3 separate regions of the Homo sapiens genome follow, and all the other regions are linked to region 2. Evidence: chromatin contacts called from ENCODE Hi-C or POLR2A ChIA-PET data. All regions are on one chromosome and are shown on one strand. The core of a region is the stretch at or near the end of the contact, and the rest is flanking DNA. Distances in the headings are between cores, read along the strand shown.

Region 1 (2,964 bases), core at 162-2,661, 590 kb after region 2:
TGTTAAAAGTGACTTTGGTGCACGTGTTTCTGTTTTGGAAAGACACATAACTCTCACATTCGCACTGACTCTGGGACAGAGCCCGCTGGCGCTAGATGTTGTTTTCCTTGATCATATGGATTCTGCCCCTCCCCCATTCTGAGAGTTCTCTTTCTTTGAGCACACCTTCTTTCTCCATTGGGGAAAATATACTGCCTTCTACATGCTTTTCCTAAGCCAAGATGGCTGTTTTTCTCTTGCTTTTCTGGCTGTACAGTTCACATGGGCAGTTGGTCAACAGCACCCTATTGCGCTGTGGATTTCAGGGGTGCTGCATAATTGCAGATTGTTCTTTTCCAAATCTATGCCTGGCTTTGCTGATTTATGCTAATCAGTGGTCAATCTTCCTCCTGTACCTTACCCTGGATATTTTGGGTTTTTTCCCCCATCCTTCAAATGCTGGCTTACTTGAAGTGTGTTATTGGTAGTTTTTTTTTTCCATTCTTGTTTTCCCATTTATACCTTTTCATATATCACCTATATTTCTCATAGTTTATCCTCTATTCCCTCTACACCATACAGTCCCTTTCATAATCCAAGTTAACAGTGTTGCCACCTGTTCATTGGTCATCTCCAGGTGACTGTTGGTCACATAATGGCAGTTTTCTTTTGGTTCATTTGTCTTGGGGAATTTACAAACCCAGTTGTTAATAACCCAAAATTTTAAATCTAGAATACTACTATTACTAATAGGTAGCATTTATTGACACTCTGGGAACTGTGTTGTTTGCATGTAACTTTTACTTTGCTAGTTTTCACAATTATGATATCTTGTGGGTATTCGTGTTCTCATTCTGTAGGTGAGTAAACTGAGTCTCGGTGCCCAGCACGTGAGCAGGAGAGCATGTAATTTTTATGAGCTCGTCTCACTACAAAGCCCGTAGTCCTTCTCCTACTCACTTCTGGTCTAAAAGTAAAATCCTTTTTAGTAAAAGATTTGCTGATAATTTATATATATAAACTATATATACATAAAATATATTAAAAAATAATATATATTTTTTCCCTCTGCTACAAAGGTATCCCTTTTTGGGATACCTTAGACATTCTGCCGCTACATACTTTCTTTTGAGATTAGAGAAGAGATTTGCAGTCCCTCTGTTACACATTTTGGCATGTGGTTTCTGAGTTCATGTTAAACGGCAGTTTTTAGTAATAGCACATATGTAATTTGCCACCTTTCCAAGATAGAATATCTTGTTTTTCAGAAGTATTGCAAAAATACTGAAGTGTTAGTATTTACAGAATGTCACCACAGTGACATTATCAGAATCCTCTTCATTAGCATTTTCACTGTTGAGTGTCCTGCAGTTAACCACCACGTAGGAATCTTTCACAACAGTGCTGCGGATTCAAAGCCCCATGTGATGTCAGGGGTTTCCCCTGGGTATCTCAGCGTGGAAAGTCTGTTTCTATCTCCATGTCTTTTGAAATGATTCTGCGGCTGTTGGTCTATGGGTAAGGACTAGCTGTTTCTACAAGTGTTTAAGTTTATTTTGATCCTAAATTTAGTCAAAGAATGAGGCATAGCAGGGAGGGGCAGTTCATGCAGTGATCCACGTGTCACCAAATGGAGAATCTCCTCTGGTCTGGGGATTTTAGCTAAGTTCAGGATAGTTGAGGTTTGAATTCTGTTTACACTTGGCTAAACATTACTTCCTGTTTCTAAGGAAAAGAACCTTAACAAAATTTGGACGTAGCCCATACAAGTGTTTTCAAAGGGGGAAGTATAAATGAGTCGGAAACGTTTCCAGATTAGATTTCCCCTAAACTACCCCTGGGCTTATGGAGCGAAGGGGGAGTACTTGGCAAGGCTGATTTGGATCTGTGAGCAGCTGGGACACTTTACCAGGCCCATGATGGCCTCCAGGTTGCACCGTCACTGACACCCAGCGCCGGAGCCAGCTCTGCCTTCTCGCCGATGAAGCAGGACTCTCATCAGGCTTACTCTGACTTTTTGCAATTTAGAAGCTCAGTCTTCCTGCCTAGGTTAAATAGATTTTGCCGCTGAACTCTATTTTTTGGTCAGTCTTTAAAAAGAGCTTAGCTTATAAGTGTTGTACTATTAAAACATTAGGGACTTTGCCTACTGGTGTTTTATTTACTTCGGAAAATCCACTTTAAATGCAAAATATGTTTTTATTTTTAGCTCTCAGAGGACTCATTGGGAGGTGGAAGAGACTTACTCATCTTGTATTTGAATCTAATGGACTAATATTTGAAAGAAATAATTCACTGTCATCATCTATATCAAATTGAAGTGGAAAATATCTTTTTCTTTCAATGTGTGTGTGTTACTTTTGTAATTAGAAAGAAGGCTATAACTATGTTATGAAGATAAAGCAGCGTGTCATCTGAAGGGCTGTCTTGGCATATGGTCCTTGTGCCTAAAGTGAAAGTGAGATGCTAACTCATTTCCTAATTCATCTTTCTGTTCTTTCATAGGTATCTGTTACTAAGGCTGAACAAGAACTGGGATTTGCCATCCAAACGTGCTTTATCTCTCCATATTCGAACCCTGATAGGATGTCTCATTACACCATTATTGAGAATATTTGTCCTAAAGATGAATCTGTGAAATTCTACAGTCCCAAGAGAGTGCACTTTCCTATCCCGCAAGCTGACATGGATAAGAAGCGATTCAGCTTTGTCTTCAAGCCTGTCTTCAACACCTCACTGCTCTTTCTACAGTGTGAGCTGACGCTGTGTACGAAGATGGAGAAGCACCCCCAGAAGTTGCCTAAGGTTTGTGGGCCTTCATCCATTCGGATGGTTATTTTGGCATTTTTAGGTGAGGCAGAAAAGTTTAATCCCAAGGTCTTGCAGGTTGAGGTTTTTTGTTTTGGAACTGCCCAACTGAAATATTAAAGTCACTATTAGCAGGGAACTGTGAGTTTTATGGAGTCTTAGATAATAAATCCTGAC
Region 2 (2,903 bases), core at 178-2,677:
GTAGAGGAATGTAACAGTCTATGTGAGAATTTATAGGCCTTCCCAGATCTTTCCCTTCCCTCTCATGATAATTTTCTCTAAAAAAAAAAAGGTAACCATTATTGTTTTAAAATTGGTACAAGTAATACAAGATAAGTAGATATGCCAATGTAGTTGTCCATGTAGCTGTCATACCTTTTAGAAGCATCTTCTTGTTTCAAAGTACTTGTCTGTTTAGTACCTACAATAAAAATACAGTCATGTGCTACATAATGACATTTCCGTAAACGACGGACAGCATACAGACAGCGGTCTCATAAGATTAAAATACTGTATTTTTACTGTACCTTTTCTATGTTTAGATATACAGTTGCCTACAGTACTTAGTACAGTAACATGCTGTGCAGGTTTGTAGCCTGGGAGCAATAGGCTGTACCATATAGCCTAGTGTGTAAGTAGGCTGTACCATCTAGGTTTGTGTAAGTGCACTCGATGATGGTCACACAAGGATGAAATCGACTAACAACTTATTTCTCAAAATGCATCCCCGCAGTTAAGCTACACATGGTGGCAGTAGGTCAGGTCTACACAAACACATTAGGTACAAGATAGATTCCTACACAAATAACAAACTGTAGACCACCTTTTCTTCTTTTCCACATATTTTATGTCCAATCGTGTGTAAATCAAAATGAAATAGGAAGGGAGAGCAATTTGTTTTTGCAAATTGATTACTGTCTAATTTTTCTTGGTTAAAATGTATCTCTTTGGGGATTGAATTTTCTTCTGTATCATAGTTGCTTAATTAACCACTCCTGAAAATCTGAGATCTGGGTACTTTTAGGGGAAACCTCTCTCCGTCTGCCAAACGTCCTCTCTGGGGGAAGAGGGGAGTCCGGCACCTTAAAGAACTGGGCACCCAAGCAATCTGGAAAGGAGGACCGGTCCTAGGTTCAAGGCCAGCTGCCAACGCTGCCCTAGTCACTTGCCCCGAAACCCGGGGACCCCAGGCCTGGGTTCCCGGGGCCTCCACTGTCCTTTGTCTCAGAGGCTGGGGCCACAGTCCGCGTGAGGGAAATCTTGGAACACTGGCGTAAAGGGGTGAGGGGCGGCCAGGAAATCTTTCCCAGGAGGTGCGGACGGCGGTGGGAAGCTTTCGGCCTACTCTACCTGGGAGAACCCCTCCCCTGAAGCAGCCTTTCAGGAGCGCCCGCGCGCTGCGGTCTATAACTCGAGATCGGGGCCCAGCTTTCAGGGTCCAAAAGTGGGAAGAGATCCTTGCTCCTACCTGCGGCTTTTCGAGAGCAGCGGGGAGCCCCGGCCTTGCGGCCGGCAGAAGACGGCCCAGCGAAGTCCGCCATGGGGGAGAGTAGTCTGCCGGACGGGGACACGCTCCGGCGTCTCGCCCCGAGGCCCCGCCTCCCTACGCGTAGCGCGGGGCGGGGCCAGAAGAGCGGGCTAAGACGCCGGAGGAGGTGGCGGCGGCTGGGAGAGGCGAGGGTTCTGGCCGGTAAGTGGAGTTGTGGAGAGGTTCAGGGTGGCCAGGGCTCGCGGTTGGCCGTGAGCCGCGGCGGACTTGGTGCTGCGGGCCGACTAGGCCACGCGAGGTGGTGGAGCCTGCCCACCTAGGCGAGCAGGAATCGGAAGACATGGCTTCCTCTGATGCAGCCCGCACGCGCGCTGGGGTGTTCACTCGCCTTCCAGCGCGCTGCCCTGAGGACCGGGCTGACTCGCGCCCCTACTGAGGGCTTGGGGCCGAGCCTTGCCGCCAGGAGAAGCGATGGTCTCCTCCTGAAGGCCGCCGTTGTCTTGTCTCCGTGTGATACAGTGATTTCACTAGCTGGATTGATCACTTTGGGGACTGCAACTCCTAGAGAGAAATGGAATGGAGGGCATCTGAATCTTCACCCCCTATAGATAAGCTTGTGTTGCACCCCAATTTTTGTGAGGTGAGACATTAAAAATGAAAAATCCCCTGATGATTAGAATTTTGATTTCAGGTCCACCTTTTGGAAATTTTTTTTCAGAAAAGAAGTGCTTTGCTTTTTAAAAGCCCTTTAGTTCGTATATGCCTCGCCTCTTGGGAGTGCTCGAGAGGTTTTTTTTGTTTTTTTTTCCTTCAAAGTAGCTTTCAAAACTATGCTCCTAGAAAACTTAAAACATGCAATAAGGGCTTCTAAAAAAACACTTTATTTTCTTAGGCAAACATACTAAGATTCAGTAATAACATTTCAACTTTAAAACTTTACATTTTCTCCTAGCATGCTATTGGACCAAAAAACACAACAACAAAAACTTTCCATTTTCTTTATTGTATTTACTAATAATTTATCACACTGAAACATAACTTTTGAATACTTAAGTGTAATATCACGGATAGTTAACAGTGTGTTTTGTATTTGTAGATTTTAGCATCGAAACTAGGAGAAATAAGAATGGCTGTAGAGGAACTTCAGTCTATAATAAAGAGATGTGTAAGTATTAATTTTTGTAAAATTAAATACCTTTCAAAATATGGGAAGGGCACAGATTGTTTTTAATTATATTTGTGGTCACTCAAATTGTTTATCTTCTTTAATCCTTGCTTTTTTTGACCTGTAAAGAGCATGAGTGGGGGAGGCAGATTGGATTATTTCTCCAGGTGACATACTTATCTAAATAACCTTTTACATTTTAATCCTGATCCTTTTCATAGATTTCACTGGTACAGTAGATTTCAAGGTCACTTATTAAAGTATTTATTAGGGTAATCCTAATTTTGATACGTGTGTTATTTACGTTACATTTATCTAGAATTTAAACAGATTTCCTTTTTTCATAGATAAATCAAGAAGTTATTGTATTTAATTTTTATTTGCATATACTTTTTTTTGTTTGTTTTTTGGGTTTTTTTTTTTTTTGCCAGCAAATCCTAGAAGAGCAAG
Region 3 (2,760 bases), core at 226-2,725, 520 kb before region 2:
TCCTGCCTCAGCCTCCCAAGTAGCTGGGACTACAGGCGCACACCAGAACGCCTAGCTACTTTTTGTATTTTTAGTAGAGACAGAGTTTCGCCATTTTGGCCAGGCTGGTCTCGAACTCCTGACCTCAAGTGTTCCCCCCACCTCGGCCTCCCAAAGTGCTGGGATTACAGGCATGAGCCACTGCTCCCAGCTTAGTTTTTGTGTATTTTTATTAGAGACGGGGTTTCGCCATGTTGGCCAGGGTGGTCTCGAACTCCTGACCTCAGGTAATATGATGTCCTTGGGCTCCTAAGGTGCTGGGATTACAGGCATGAGCCACCAGGCCTGGCCTCTAGTTTTATTTGAGGTGTTTTGTTGTTGTTTTGTTTTGTTTTGACAAATAGAGATTTGCAGTGGATTAGGGGTAATTTGGTCTTGCTTGCAGTGCTTCTACTCACCAGAAGGAGGAGTGTGGCCAGCAAGCTGCCAGAAGATGAAGCTGTATTTCTAGGGGCAGAAAGAAAATTGGGAAATGAACAAATGACCTACTTCTTTCCATCTAAGTATACCTGAAGAAGGGTGCAGCTACTGGCTACTGGCCTAAAATTTGGGAAGGGAAGGAGGATATTGGTGAAAGCCTGGGAGAAGCTTGCCAAGATTCATCTGTTTCCAGTAACAGAGGGGCAGGAGCAGGTGAGTTTGAGTTTGTGTGTTTGTGGGTGTTTGGGGCAATGCCTCAGAGAGAGAAGGCGGCTAATGACAGGGTCATTAGATGTCAGTAAGTGACTTTGCAATTCAAAGTGTTGCTATCCTAAAACCAGGAAGTAAGCACAGGACCTCATGGATTGTACACAGGTCATATTCATGTGCACTTCTGAGTTTGGTCCAAAAATATGGTATAACCTGTATGTGTTCCACAACTGTCTTTTGCATTTTGTCCTCTATAATACATAAATGGCCATTCTTCCTTCAGCTATGAAATTGATTTTACCTCCTAGACCCACTACCTCCTAATTCTTGCCCCTCTCTTTAACCCATGAATCCTTGCTGCCAGTCTTTGGTTGAGACAAAGACCAGCCTTGGGTGGGGACTCCTTTTTTCAAGAATGTCTGAGGCTATCAGTAGTAGTGAATTTATATATTCTCAATACCAAAAGGGGCTGAAACAATTCTTGGATGGCTTCAAGTTTGAAACCAACAAGTCAGAAAGACTCCAGACCATTTCAGCCCCCAGGGCCATGGGTAGCACCAAAGGAGAGAATGGGCTTTAGTATCCCTACAGTCTTCATTAGCACCCCCATCATTGATACAGACGATTAGTATTTTCTCAATTTTTATAAAGTGCTATGTACATGCACCTTCAAGACCTGTTCTCTCACCCTACCTCTCCACCTAGAAAGCTGCTGTATGCTCCTGCTGTGTAAAAATCCTAAAGCTGTCCCTGGTTGGTCATCTGCAACGACCCATAACACTTGGCTTCCTGGAGTAGGTGCAATTGAGATTCTTTGAACTTTGCCCAATTTTAAGTGTAACACAACCAGTGTAGTTGCAGTATTTACATTGGAAAAACAGGTTCTGATCAGCATTAGTATGGGCAAAGTGGATATAGTTTTAACTTACTTACTAAACTAGAATGTTTGCCTTTAGATCACCATGTGTACTTTCTTTGGTCATTTATTGCTGAAGTAATCATTAAACCTTGGTGTTGTCCCCATCATAGATTAAGTAAAGGCCCAGGCAAGAAAATCTCTAGATGATTTTTTCCTTTAAAACCCACCCAATTTAGAATAATTTTTCATTCACCAATAATTTTTCATTCACCAAAAGTAGAAACTTAACATGACTTCCTAGATGAGACTTTTTAAATTTTACTGTCACCATTATTTACACACTTGTTGAAGAATATAGAATAAGTCCTCTTTTCCAGAATAAAATAAGCTTTTTTTTTTCTATAATAGAATAGCTATATTTTTTCTTTTTTCTACTAGAATCCTCTGCTGGAGGAAATACTTGGATAAGGTGCTGCTGTGGAGGGTGAGGCCTCAAGGACTTGCTGAAGCATCAGGCTTGAAAAACTGCTATGCAGACAGCCAGGCGAAGAATTTGCTTTGCACACCTGTAATCCTAGCATTTTGGGAGCTGAAGTAGGAGGATTACACAGCTGCACTCCAGCCTAGGCGACAGAGTGAGATCTCATCTCTCTAAAAAACAAACAAACAAACCAGGTCAACATAGCAAGACCCTGTCTCCATCAGGGGCAGAGCCAGGGGAAGAATTTGCTTTGCTTCTGAAAGGAAGTCATATGAATGAGACGGGGGAAAGGAAAGAGAGGAGAGTGAAGCCACCGTGATGGCTTTCTATGAATTGACTCTTCTCCATGATCCCACTATCTTCAGTGAAGTCTACTAAAATCCGTAAAATGTTGGTGGAAATGAATTTCCTTTGAAAAGTCATGTGGGGCTAAATTCTGGGCTGGCATGAATGAAAGAGGAACAAAAACAGCACGCCCCAAAATATGAGCTGAAGGCAGAAATGATCATGAAATTATAAGTCACTGGGAATTAGCAGGAATCCTGGTTAGGACATTGGATTTTACAGACCTCAGAAACTGAAAGATTGAGTGGAATTTAACTGCTTTTCTGAGGGGAAAGAGCTTCCCTAGTTGACATCTGAAATAATTCTCAAAGGGAATTATTTTGGGAAGGTGAAGCACTGCCTAACACAAATCTTCAGGCCTGAAAATTCACGTCGCAAGGAAGGGTAACTAGTTTCTAACTTTATT

Evidence for each region. Hi-C counts contacts between places; a loop is a spot of excess contacts on that map. ChIA-PET counts read pairs that join two places held with the same protein, here RNA polymerase II (POLR2A). Pooled maps may share reads with other maps.
Region 1: a map with no recorded cell type shows a loop between it and region 2 (3-fold over the local background). The contact joins the enhancer-like site here to the promoter of GLMN in region 2. A Hi-C loop is called at or near these places in 1 of 37 single-sample maps with no recorded cell type and 6 of 50 pooled maps.
Region 3: a loop to region 2 is called in a map of heart right ventricle, with 5 times the contacts of the local background. The contact joins the enhancer-like site here to the promoter of GLMN in region 2. A Hi-C loop is called at or near these places in 3 of 168 maps with a recorded cell type or tissue (heart left ventricle and heart right ventricle), 6 of 37 single-sample maps with no recorded cell type and 8 of 50 pooled maps. POLR2A ChIA-PET finds 5 or more read pairs at or near these places in 1 of 52 experiments (T-cell).

The regions. Positions count from the first base shown.
Region 1 is chr1:91,712,063-91,715,026 of GRCh38, reverse strand. It overlaps TGFBR3 (transforming growth factor beta receptor 3), which reads left to right. Exons shown (of 17, transcript NM_003243.5): 13 at 2,485-2,784. Among named protein-coding and RNA genes, the nearest start is that of TGFBR3, 170 kb to the left of the region's middle. Within about 2 kb of position 1,411, at least 18 of the 41 ENCODE cell types and tissues checked have a DNase peak (open chromatin) inside an H3K27ac peak, as active enhancers do.
Region 2 is chr1:92,297,511-92,300,413 of GRCh38, reverse strand. GLMN (glomulin, FKBP associated protein) reads left to right here and starts at 1,427. Exons shown (of 19, transcript NM_053274.3): 1 at 1,427-1,489; 2 at 2,385-2,453; 3 at 2,885-2,903. The coding sequence starts at 2,415. It overlaps RPAP2 (RNA polymerase II associated protein 2), which reads right to left and starts at 1,355. Exons shown (of 13, transcript NM_024813.3): 1 at 1,268-1,355; 2 at 175-220. The coding sequence starts at 1,340. RefSeq lists enhancers at 942-1,171, 1,392-1,861, 1,433-2,329 and a silencer at 1,593-1,930.
Region 3 is chr1:92,816,231-92,818,990 of GRCh38, reverse strand. No RefSeq gene overlaps it. Among named protein-coding and RNA genes, the nearest start is that of RPL5, 14 kb to the left of the region's middle. Within about 2 kb of position 1,475, at least 4 of the 41 ENCODE cell types and tissues checked have a DNase peak (open chromatin) inside an H3K27ac peak, as active enhancers do.